Regions from separate parts of the Homo sapiens genome. Here regions 1, 3 and 4 are each linked to region 2. The links are chromatin contacts, found by Hi-C or POLR2A ChIA-PET in ENCODE. All regions are on one chromosome and are shown on one strand. Each heading gives the region's core, a stretch centred on a gene start or an enhancer-like site at or near the end of the contact. The rest is flanking DNA. Distances are from core to core; before and after follow the strand shown. Region 1 overlaps PRKAR2B (protein kinase cAMP-dependent type II regulatory subunit beta). Region 2 overlaps PIK3CG (phosphatidylinositol-4,5-bisphosphate 3-kinase catalytic subunit gamma). Region 3 holds the start of PRKAR2B (protein kinase cAMP-dependent type II regulatory subunit beta). Region 4 overlaps PRKAR2B (protein kinase cAMP-dependent type II regulatory subunit beta).

Region 1 (2,990 bases), core at 118-2,617, 250 kb before region 2:
ATGGACAGCGGTTATTGCAAAACAGAGAAGACTCAAAATAGCTTAATGATTTAGAAACTAATCATAATCAGTTATATCTCTCAGAAAGAATTTTCCATTAGTAACCTACCTCTTCACACCCACTGTGACATATAAAGTCCAGAATTTCAAATACTTTCATCCTGAAGCCATTTCAAAAATCACCTTTCCAAATCATCAGTATAGTCACGTAGATCATGTTAGCCCTAAGGCTAATAGTGACCAAATATTATTTACAGAGTGAGACTATTCTGCAATGGACTTTTCTCTTGGGCTTTTTTTGCTTATCTTTACACACCTGTATTTATAAGGCAGACCTCCAGTCTGTTGACCTTAAAAGAAAAATTTATTTTCTACTCGACTCTCCCTGAGAAGGAGTTATTATAATTAGTCAAGTCACCCTTAAAAAGTAGGCTTGAAATACTAAGTAATTATGTTAATTATTCTAACTTTTTTAGAAAGCTATTATATGTCAGGAGGATTATCACAAACTGCCCATTTTTATAAAATTTAATAACATGTATAGACTACTAAAAAGCTCTGAAAATGCTTAATCCTATCTTAGGAACTTAAGTAGTACGTGCACTAGGAAATTCTGGGTCTTTTATACCCCATTAAAGTTTCTACAAGGGCTAAAAACTATCAGTATTCAAAGAGGCCAACCTATAAAACAGTTGATCTTATTCTGAAGATGTGCAAGGAGGCAGTTTCCTCACTGTGTGACAATCTGACAATCTGAATCTGAACGGCAACCCCATTGGAATGACTACATTTGAAAAGTAAACCTTCCTGAATAAAACAGGTCATGGCAGATGCTAGATTTATCCCACCACTTTAATTACAGGCAGACAAAGACTTCTGTGGGTGAAGGACTGTCCTGGTTTGAAGTTTTTTCTTTGCTGGCTTTGGGTATTCAAATCACTGACAGTTCTTTCCTTTTCCTGAGACAATTCAGCTTTTCCTCTAAACCTTAAAAAAGTGACTCATCACATTTTTAAATAAGTATATAATAACTGGTTCCAATTAAAAGAAATGTAAAATGTCTTGTCTCTTTGATCAAGAGATATTTTTTATCAGCTGAATTGACTTCAGAGTCAAATGCTGAACTGTGACTAAATAATGTGTGACTTCCACAATGCTATATACAGTAGTCCTTGGAAATGAGACTTTTAACAGACTTCATATTTACTTCAACCTCTTCTCTTTCCACAAAAGGATTTGAGAGAAATAACCCAATAAATGCATGTCAAAACTAGTGGGTGGGCTATTTTCAACAATTTTAAAAGAAAATACATATACTGTAAACATTTCCCTAAATCGATGCTGTTTAAGGTTTGGCCTGACATCAGGCAGTACTGCCATCTCCTGGGAGCTGATGAGAAATGCAAAAATCACGGGCCTCACCCCAGAACCACTGAATCAGAATCTGCATTTTAACTGGATTCCCAGGTGATTTGTAAGCATATTAAAGTTTGAGAATCACTACCTTAAATACAATCCTCCAGAAGGAGCTTTAGTAGTGCCTAATAATTTGCATCCTATCATATGTGAAAATATTGCCCGAATGTATCTTTAAACCAGCTTTTAAGTCTTGCGGGAATACCACATTAAGAAATGTATTTAAAAGTACTAATGCTCAGGTCCCAGTGCTGAAGATTCTGATCAATTTGCCCATGGTGAGGTCTAGGTAAGAGGATTTTTTTTGAGACAGAGTCTCGCTCTGTCGCCCAGGCTGGAGTGCAGTGGTGCAATCTCAGCTTCACTGCAAGCTCCGCCTCCCGGGTTCATGCCATTCTCCTGCCTCAGCCTCCTGAGTAGCTGGGACTACAGGCACCCACGACCGTGCCCGGCTAATTTTTTGTATTTTTAGTAGAGACGGGGTTTCACCGTGGTCTCGATCTCCTGACCTCGTGGCTAGGTAAGAGGATTTTAAAAAAATACTCCAGGTAATTCTGATGTGGGGCACATGAGCACAGCCACCAAGCATTTTTTCCCTACACAACTGCTTTTAAATGCAGAGTAGTTACCAATCAATTTATAGCACCAAGAGCATCCTTTTATACTGGTTTCTCAAACTCCGAATTTCTGATGCAGTAGGTCAGAATCAGTGGGTGGGGCCCCAGAATGGGCATTTCTAAAAAGTTCCCAAGTGATACAGCTGCCAGTGTTCAGGGGACCACACTCTGGGAGCCACAACTTTATCAGATTATAATACTTACCTCAGAAAGCTATCTGAGAAAAAGTACTTAAGGCTGTGTTTGTATGGCTGGTTATTTTCTAAGAGTGGGTAAGACAGGAGCATTCTGAATCTGAGTGTCTTTCCTGGGCCACCAGGTCCCAAGCTCCTGACTGGACTGGAGGAGTGGGGGCAATGACATCAGGATCTGACTTAGTGAAGTCTTAGTGCCCTACAGTTCAGCATTCAGTGGCTGCTTAATAAATTACCTGATGACTGATGATCTTTAAATTAAAATACTACATGCGGCAATTTGTAACACCGTCATAGCAATTGCTACAAATCATAACATTCAGGTCAAATAAGTATTTTACTCACCAAACCCCACAGAGCACCAGGAGAGGTAGCAGTGATTGTAGCTGCTCTGGGTGTATTGTACATTAAGGCCAGTTCGCCGAAACTCCCACGATTATCATAGTTACCAACACATCTTCCAACACCATCACATTTCACATAAATATCAAATGTGCCTCTGTTGGACATATGTAGATTGGAGGTTAATTCAAATAAAATATCATTAAAATAAAACATTATTTCAGAAAAGAGCCCTGTGAAATAAAAATCTTATTTCCAGCCTGTTATCCCCTCCGATGACAATAAAGGGGAATCAATCTGTGCCATCTGTTCCAGACCATGTGCCTGCTGGGAAAAATGGGACTAAACAATAAAAATTTGGAATAAGGAATGATAAAACTATAACTAAAGACTACAACCAAATAGTATATGCATAAAAAAC
Region 2 (2,876 bases), core at 230-2,729:
ACATCATCCTAAGCAATACAAAACCCATGGAATATTCTGGCATTTTCTAAGTGAGACAATATACATAAAGCGCCCAGCATGGAGGCCGGTACATAGTGAAGGCTCAATAAACGTCAGTCCTCTCCCTTGCCTACCATCCCCTCTGCATTTCCTCCCTGTTCACCAAGAAGCGGGAGACTTGTGTGGGCTGTTGCTGCTGCTGCCCAGCCATCACTTGTCCCCTGGAAGTGGCCCCAGTGCATTAGTGCTCTTGCATTCTTAATGACTCCACTTATGTCCGGAAATTATTTTCTTTTGCTCATCCGTAGGACCCACTGAGGTCTCTCTCATTTCTTAGTAATTATACAGGCTAAGTGCAGACTTCACCCCAGGCAACAGCCTCATTAATTTGCCAACTTGCACAATTTTCACAAGGACATAGATGGGGACGCCTTTTGGTTTTGAATTAGAGTACATTCTGATTTTTAATTATTTTCTGTCCTTCCATACACTGGGGGATCCACATAAATCCCCTGCTGTGTGAGCCCACTGTGTGGTCAAACTCTTTTTAATAGAACATTTTCAAGGAGGGAAATTAACCTGAGGCCAAGTTATTATAACACCAATCCACTGGTGCTCAGTAAATACTTGTTAAGCAGTGATGCAGGAATTCACCTATCCCTGCTGTACCCAAGGAGAGGCGTTAAAGGAAATAACTGTCCTGCTTTTCTCGAAGGCTATTTCACTCACATAAAGAATTTCTGTTGATTCTAATTTATTCAGATAGTTCTAATTTTCACACACAAGGATCTCTTCTATGAGAAAGAAATTTCTTCCCCAGTTTAACTGCACGTCCCATGCTTGTCAAACACAGTGTCGAGATTCTGATGGGCTGTACACACTTAGAGACTTGGTGCAGCTTTAATCAGCCTTTGCTGAAAGGCAGTGTGCTGTGGTGGTTAACAACACAGATTCACATCAAGCTGAATGAATTCTAATTTTGGCTTTATTACTGGTAAACTATATATCACTGGAGAAGTCACTTAACCTCTTTTAAATATAGATTAAGAATAATAAGAATGATACCCATTTCATGTTGTTGTGGTGAGATTTAAGTGCTACATAAGTAGTTGGCTATGATTACTAATCAATACCACGAGGAGCTGCATTATTGAATACACATACTGTTCAACGCTAAGGGGCTCACTGTCCCTCTAGACCATCTGCCCACAAGGTCTCTTAGTAAAGGCCTAGGGGGTGAGGTAGGTTGGAGTTGGGGATAAGCCTCACTCCAACCAGTGTCAAAGGGAGGCTGTCATGGTGCTGGCCCACTGAGGTGGGCAGGATGGAAGCATACAGCAACACTGGCTTCCTGCAGGTGGTTCTCTCACCCTGGGGGGCACAGCCGAGCACCTGCCCTGCCCGCTCAGTCCCAGAAGTTTCATTTCTGCCTTTTGGACTCAGCCACAGGGTCTGTGGGAGTGTTCTGACACTACCTTGGCCTAGAGGCCTGTGGTTTCAGGGACTATGAGGATGTGGCCTGGGGAGCTCAGGGGAAAACACAGAACACAGAAGTTACTGGCTGTAATTTTCCCTTCTGCCAGGGCTGCCTCTCCTTGACCTCAAACATCCTCATTCTCTCCTTCTCAACTGACTGTTGAAGGATTTGTATTATTGAGAGAAGAAGAGTAAGGGAAAAATCTGACTTCGAGGACTTGGTTTAATGCACTTGTTAATGACTACAAATGTGGGGAACATTACATTATTATTAATGCCATTAGCTAGAACATTCTCCATTAGTAGCTAATAAATAGATTGAGCCTACGTAGTACATCTGCTCTCAATTTCATTGTTGATTCAAATGCCTTAATTATAGCATCTAGTACTAACAGAAAGAATTGTTTTTACAAAGCTACTGCCCTTAGAAGTCTTGGGAACAAAGGAATTCATTATCATTTCAGGGCCCAAACTTTTACTTGATTTGCTAACTGCCCCAACTATCAGTTCACTAAACTGAAAACAAACTACTTTTATATACAATCTACTAATTTATTAACCACTGATGAGCTGTGGCTGCTACAGACTGTCTGAGGTCACATGAAATACTTAACATCAAAATCCTCCATTTTCATCTAGAAATGAAGTGGAACCTCCACTTACTTTTCCTAAATAGTAATGTTGCCTCTGTCTGCTAGAGGAAGGAGACAATGGATAAAAATCATTCCAGTCAAAGGCAGAGAATTTTATTTTGTTATTTTGTTTTTTTAATAAAAATCAATGCATTGGCTAGCCAGTCTTTAGGAATTATTTTGGCAAAACAGAGAAGGTCACTGATTATTAGACCTAACAGTGCATGAGAGCACACTTTCTGGTAAATCCAAAAGAGGAGTGTGTCTGGTACTTGGCCATGCATTTGATGAGTTTGAATTAGGATTTTTATCTGTAAGTACTTGAAAAGTGATTCTCAGACTAGCTCTGTTTACCAGGAGAAGGGCTGTACTGTCATCTTCTCGAATATTTAGCTAGAAGCACATTAGAAACCTAAATGCTACAATAAGCTATTCTACTTTAGTCAATATTCTGATAGCGTGCACGTAGGGGTGTGTGTGTGTGTCTGTGTGTGTGTGTGTGATTTATCCTTCAGCCTTGTTCCAAAAAGGATTTAAGGTGGACTATTTGGAGATACAAAAGTCAAAATAGCATTAGTTAGAATTGGCTGAAAAAAGGAAAGGAAACAATCCACAATGGGTTGGGGAAGGAGGCTAATTTAAAACTGTACATCACAAGTCCTATATACAGTCATGTACTGCATAACAATGTTTTGGTCAACCATGGACTGCATCTATCATAGTTGTTTCATAAGATTATAATTCCATATTTTTACTGTTCCTTTTCCG
Region 3 (3,218 bases), core at 490-2,989, 150 kb before region 2:
CCATTTCAACATGTAATCCTGCAAAGAAAAGAAACATCTTCCTAGGAGCATACACAAGGAAATGAAATGACACTTTTAAATGTTTTCATTTTATGAAATACACTGCGGACACACAAACCACAAGCAGTGTAAATAAATAAAAGCTGGTGCAATGCTGCATGCATGTTTGCCTTACACCACAAAGAGAAAACACTTGCACACTGCACTCCATGGTATTTTAGCTTGGGTTGCCATAAAAATGAGATTTGGGCATGTTGTGTAATACAAGGGGCTGTAAATGAGGGTGTGTGTCTGGGTGTGTTAGGGAAAGAGGGTTGTAAGCAGAAGGGGTGGGACTTGCCAGGAGCAGCTATTTGAGAAAATTCCTTTTTCTTTCCCATTCATTCTTTCTAGCTCTACTGTCTGGCACAATCCTTACAATTACTCACTGGCTTTTCATTCTAAAGACAACCAACAAGCTTTCAGAACTTCCTACAGTGTTTTTCTCATACACTTTTAAAAAAATAAAGCACCAAATCATTCAATATGTCTTTTATATAAAAAGCAAACCATTAACCCATTTCCTCGTTCCAAAGACCCCCGTGGGTTTCAGACTAAATAGAATCCTTTGTTACGTGTCCAAAAATAACACAACACGGTATTGGTAAATTGGAAAATAATAGATAACTCTTATTTCCAAGAATGTCAGAGCTACTGGCCATAAATTTTGTTCTGCCCCAGTGAGTCCAATTTCATGCTTCTTTTAGCGAATCTACCGTCCTAACAACAGTAAAGCCAATCATATTAAACACGGTTCTCCTTTTCTCTTTCGACATTCCATTAATAAATACAAGGGCTGAAAGAAGACGCCAAGCGGGCCAGTTTCTTTATGCACAATGGTATCCTCTAAGCGAAATACCTCCAACCACAGCGAAAGTTGTCTTTCTAGCAGATGCCCACCCCAACCGGCCCAGGCAGAGGGGGCAAAGGGTAAGAGGGAAGCGTAACATCCCAGCTCTCCCACCTCTAGAGGAAGGGAAGAGGGTATGACAGAGAGCGGAGTAGGAAGGTGGGCGAGTGGGAGAGACAGAAATGGATGCTGAGGGGGTGGGCGAGATGGGAAGGTAGGGAAAGGTGGAGAATGCGGGGAGAGGTGGGTGCGCAAAGCGGCAAGATCCGAGAGCACAGCGGGGAGCGGTGGGGGGCAGCGAGGGGATCCGGGGGCGCGAAGTGGGGGGTCTGGTCCTCACCATTGAACGCCCCTGCGTCCGCGGGCGCCGCCTCCTCCTCCTCCCCGTCCTCGGAGTCGGACTGCATGGGCTCCTCGGCGAAGTTGACCCCCTTGCTGGGGGTGCCGCCCCCGGCAGCGGCGCCCAGGTCCCCCCAGGTCCTGCCCTCATGGCCGAAGCGCGCGGTGCCTTTGCGCTCGTTCTCCTGCTGCAGGCGGGTGAAGTGCTGCAGCGCGAACTCCAGCAGGTCCGCGGGCTGGTGCCTCAGCACCTCCACCGTGAAGCCCTGCAGCAGCTCCGTCAGTCCCGCCGGGATCTCGATGCTCATCCTGCCTCCGGGGCGGCAGGCGCCTGGGCGCCGCCCTCGCCCCCTCCCCGGCACGGCCTAGGGCCCCGCGGCTGCCGAGCGAGCGCCTACGGCGCTGGCGCGCTACCGGCTGCGAGCGCGGCGCACTGGGCCCCGGCGGCCCGGCTGGCCCGGCCCGCGGCTCCCGGCGCGCGTCTGCTCCGTGTGGTGGCGGCGGCTGAGCGAGCGCGGCCCCGGGAGGGCTGGCAGCATCTCCTGCTCCTCCCGCTCCAGCCGCGGCCGCGCCTCTCCCCCGCCCGGGCGCCCCGCCCCCGCCCCGCCGCGGTGCGCGGGAGGGGGCGCAGGAGAGCGCGCCCACGTGACCCCCGGAAACCATGGCAACCTCCGCTGGCTGGCGCCGCGCACCCGCCTGTCAGACCACCGCAGGGCTGCGCGCCCGGGCCGGGAGAGGCGGAGGGAGGCCCAGCGAGGCCGCCTTCGTGTCCACCTGTCCGCGCGTCCAGGAGCGGGCTGGCCACTCGCCCCGCTTCCCAGGCGTCATTCGCCATGGTGAACCCCCGCAGAGGTGGTGCCAGGAGATTTGTCTTGAAACTTCAGCCTCCACCTTAGTAGTGGCATTTTATTTTCCTTCTAGAATCTAGTTGCATGATAAGTGTTGCTAATGTCCTTTGTTTAAAGTCTTATGGTGGTACTGGTTCTCTTTTGGACAAAGAAATGCTACCCCATCTTTGTGACGTCTTTCTTTTTCTTCCCCACATTTTATCCAGCCTTTCCCGATCCATCCTGTTTATTATGTTTCGTCTTACTGATGCTATTCCGTTGTGCACTCCACGCATTTACTATTTATTGAGACAAAGGCACCATTTATTGAGAGGCACCTATCAAAGTTAGTTGATCTCTTTTAAATAGGATAGTGCAGGATGAGGCGCTTATTATTTTGAAACTTTCCTTTATGCTTTGAATGATTTTTGACTTGTATGTCCAAAAATTGAAATACTTCAGTATAAAGAAAAATAGAATTACTAATGTGTGCTTTTAAAGTAGAAGGCTTTGACTTTGAAATGAGGCTTACTTTGCAAATGTTTACAATTTTGAAGTAGAGAAAATTGTCTTTTGTCAATTAAATTCTATTTAAGTACGCATACTTCATTTTCTACAATTATCATATCATTGTAAATAAAATATTTCAAGAGCAAGCTCACTTGGTTATTCTGATTTATCTTCCCACCCACGGAAGAGTAAACACATGACTGGGGAAACTCCAAGTCTAGAAATCAGAGATGTAACGAACTAGTCCCTCTTGTAAAAATGGATCTTGATGTTAACCCTTTGTTAATGATGCATCCTGTATTGACTCCATGAGCCAATGTATTTCTCTATTTTCATTTCTTAACAACTTTATAGTAATAATGTTACGTTGCTTTAAATATACAGTAGTTAAGTGCTTCTAATTGTGTCGAGCATTTTAAGAATTAAACTTTTGGCCGGGCGCAGTGGCTCACTCATGCCTGTAATCCCAACACTTTGAGAGGCCGAGGTGGGCGGATCACCTGAGGTCAGGAGTTCAAGACCAGCCTGGCCAACATGGTGAAACCCCATCTCTACTAAAAATACAAAAATTAGCGGGCATGGTGGCAGGCACCTGTAATCCCAGCTACTCAGGAGGCTTAGGCAGAAGAATCGCTTGAATCCAGGAGGCGGAG
Region 4 (2,820 bases), core at 163-2,662, 230 kb before region 2:
CTTATGAGCCTACCAAGTAGGGGAACATAATTCACCTTGTTCGGGGGAGGTTGGTATCCATTCATCAATATAGCACTGAAATGTTTTTCAAAAGCATATTTTCCCCTAGGTTAGCAAGTTCATTATGCACACAACTGTGACTGGCTAGGAAGATTCCAAAGCTCCCAGCCAGTGGGGACCCGTACAAAAGGACAACAGGTGCCAGCAGCTACACTGAAAATTTGGACTGCTGTCATTCTGTTTCTACTGAGTTTAATACTCTTTCAGGATGTAATTCTTTCTTTTGAATCTTGATAAGGTCCCTGGAAAGAAGTAAAATGTTTAAATGTATATGGCATTAGATGCCGAATATATTTTTACACATGTGGTATGTACCTGCCCCACAGCGAGCAAGTGATTTTTAGAAGGGAGCAAACAATCATGCACTGCCACTCCAAGAGAATATGTGTTCCAGGGAAAAAGAGTCCAAGGAGGCTGGCTGGTGCACTGATTTCAGAAGGAACTCAAGGAAACTAGTGTGCTATATTCTCACTAAACTTGTATTCTAGAGTGTGAAGAGTGGCAGAATGCCGTGTGTGTAAGTGTGGCTTGCTATCTCTCGAGTCCCTTTTCACTAGCAGGAGGCTCAACTGACTTGGACCAAAAGGTCCACTCTTTTGTGAACATGAACAGTTTGTAACTATAAAATGAGTTAGAGGGGCAAGGGGTAGTCCTAAAAGCAGCAGACACGGAGTTGGTTTTCCTGAAGACCTACACACCACCCTTTCCTATTCCAATGCTCACTCAAAGAGTGACCACAAGAGCTGATGGGCAGGTACCTTGCCTCTTCAGGCAGCCTGCCCTACCATCAGAGCATCAGAGCTCACAGAATCAGGCAGCAGTGGAGTTTATAGCCACAAACATCAAAACTCACAATGGGAAATTTAAATCAGCATTTCAAACCACATCAGATGGCTAAAAATTAATGAAAATTATAAGCCTGAAAAGAATTGGGGAAACTTATAGTATTGCTAAACTATTTATATGTAAACTATTGATATATATACCATTTATTTGCATTATGTAAAGACTACATGAAAGAACTACTAGCTAGTAAGAGAAAGGGTCACTGCACTTTCCCCTCTAAGGGTAAGGTAGATGTAAACCTTTGTTTACTATCTGCCCAATATTCATCTCAAACTAGATTCTAAGATGACACACAAACACAGACAAAGTAGATCCCAGGGACTTCTCATTCACTGCTGCATAAGAAACCTTTAAAATTCAGGTATTAACCAAACCACACCAACCAAACTTCACTTCCTCCTACTTCAAATAAGGAAGGCTAACACACTAAAACAAAACAGAAAGTCATTTCTCACTTCACAAAATCCATCTAGAACTTCAAACCAAAGCAACCGAGATGTCTGCCTGCTGAGAAGCTGTTCTCAGAAAGGAAAGGGGGGAGAGGAGAGTGCATCAGGCATCAGTATCGTGCACCTGCTTCGCTCTGGTCAACTTTATGTCTTTCTCTCCAACCCATTCAATTCCTATAAGCCTTCACACAGAAATCCAGCTTTTTCCTCTTCTCTCTTCTTCCTGCTACCTCTCGTACCAATGACGACTTTTTTTTTTTTTTTTTTTTTTTGAGACAGATTCTCACTCTGTTGCCCAGGCTGGAGTGTAGTGGTGCGATCTCAGCTCACTGCAATCTCCGCCTCCCGGGTTCACGCCATTCTCCTGCCTCAGCCTCCTGAGTAGCTGGGACTACAGGTGCCTGCCACCACGCCTGGCTTTGGTTTTTTTTTTTTTTTTTTGTATTTTGTATTTTGTATTTTTAGTAGAGACGGGTTTTCACCATGTTAGCCAGGATGGTCTTGATGTCCTGACCTCGTGATTTGCCCAGTTCAGCCTCCCAAAGTACTGGGATTACAGGCGTGAGCCAGCGCGCCTGGCCTCTTTTTTTTTTTTTTTTTTTTTTAAGACACAGTCTTGCTCTGTCACCCAGGCTAAAGTGCAGTGGTGGTGCACTCGGTTCCCTACAACCTTTGCCTCCTGGGTTCAAGCGACTCTCCTGCCTCAGCCTCCTGAGTAGCTGGGATTACAAGTGCCTGCCACTGTGCCCAGCTAATTTTTGTATTTTTATTAGAGACAGGGTTTCACCATCTTGGCCAGGCTGGTCTCAAACTCCTGACCTCATGATCCACCCGCCTTGGCCTCCCAAACTGCTAAGATTACAGGCATGAGCCGCTGCACCCAGCCCAATCACCATTTCTAAGTAGTATTTTTTTTCTCAGCCCCACCTCCATCACTATGGTCTACTGCTCTCCTCCTGTTTCCCTTTTCCCTCACCCTGCCATTACTCCTCAGCACTCAGAGTCCACTCTCTGTAATTAACCTCGTCGGTAAAATCCCTCTTCACTGGGGAAAGTAAACAGCCAGAAAGCGGGTGTGGTCTCTGACACTCCAGCTCCTCTGTACTGCAGCCACCTGCTCTGAAGATGCTCTCCTACATTTTTCCTCTGGGGCTTAGCATGATCCCACCTAAGGGATCTCTCTCTGGATCACTGAGGCCTCAGCAATACACCCAAAGTGTGATTTTAGTGTACTAGAGGCCACTTTGGTTTTCATTAAAATTCATTCCTGATTTCAGATAAAAATTTTATTTGTTAAACAAACATAGCATAAATACATGCCAGGTACTATTCTAAGGGCTTTACTAATATTAACTCATTTTATCCTAGTGACAGATCCCATGAAGCAGGTTAAGAAATTTAGAGTTAAGGAAATCAACTTGCCCAAATCACTTGTCCAATGTCATCCAGTCCACAAGGTGCAGAG

The links. Hi-C counts contacts between places; a loop is a spot of excess contacts on that map. ChIA-PET counts read pairs that join two places held with the same protein, here RNA polymerase II (POLR2A). Pooled maps may share reads with other maps.
Region 1: a map of posterior cingulate gyrus shows a loop between it and region 2 (6-fold over the local background). The contact joins two enhancer-like sites. A Hi-C loop is called at or near these places in 1 of 168 maps with a recorded cell type or tissue (posterior cingulate gyrus) and 7 of 50 pooled maps. POLR2A ChIA-PET finds 5 or more read pairs at or near these places in 1 of 52 experiments (activated B cell).
Region 3: a map of naive thymus-derived CD4-positive, alpha-beta T cell shows a loop between it and region 2 (2.3-fold over the local background). The contact joins the promoter of PRKAR2B here to the enhancer-like site in region 2. A Hi-C loop is called at or near these places in 1 of 168 maps with a recorded cell type or tissue (naive thymus-derived CD4-positive, alpha-beta T cell).
Region 4: a pooled map shows a loop between it and region 2 (3-fold over the local background). The contact joins two enhancer-like sites. A Hi-C loop is called at or near these places in 1 of 37 single-sample maps with no recorded cell type and 2 of 50 pooled maps. POLR2A ChIA-PET finds 5 or more read pairs at or near these places in 2 of 52 experiments (T-cell and activated B cell).

The regions. Positions count from the first base shown.
Region 1 is chr7:107,146,044-107,149,033 of GRCh38, reverse strand. It overlaps PRKAR2B (protein kinase cAMP-dependent type II regulatory subunit beta), which reads right to left. Exons shown (of 11, transcript NM_002736.3): 6 at 2,573-2,726. Among named protein-coding and RNA genes, the nearest start is that of HBP1, 21 kb to the left of the region's middle. Within about 2 kb of position 1,367, at least 3 of the 41 ENCODE cell types and tissues checked have a DNase peak (open chromatin) inside an H3K27ac peak, as active enhancers do.
Region 2 is chr7:106,893,979-106,896,854 of GRCh38, reverse strand. The region is part of intron 10 of PIK3CG (phosphatidylinositol-4,5-bisphosphate 3-kinase catalytic subunit gamma); the gene reads right to left. Among named protein-coding and RNA genes, the nearest start is that of PIK3CG, 30 kb to the right of the region's middle. Within about 2 kb of position 1,479, at least 4 of the 41 ENCODE cell types and tissues checked have a DNase peak (open chromatin) inside an H3K27ac peak, as active enhancers do.
Region 3 is chr7:107,043,226-107,046,443 of GRCh38, reverse strand. It overlaps PRKAR2B (protein kinase cAMP-dependent type II regulatory subunit beta), which reads right to left and starts at 1,739. Exons shown (of 11, transcript NM_002736.3): 1 at 1,230-1,739. The coding sequence starts at 1,536. RefSeq lists silencers at 1,346-1,640, 1,427-1,986.
Region 4 is chr7:107,125,228-107,128,047 of GRCh38, reverse strand. The region is part of intron 3 of PRKAR2B (protein kinase cAMP-dependent type II regulatory subunit beta); the gene reads right to left. Among named protein-coding and RNA genes, the nearest start is that of HBP1, 42 kb to the left of the region's middle. Within about 2 kb of position 1,412, at least 6 of the 41 ENCODE cell types and tissues checked have a DNase peak (open chromatin) inside an H3K27ac peak, as active enhancers do.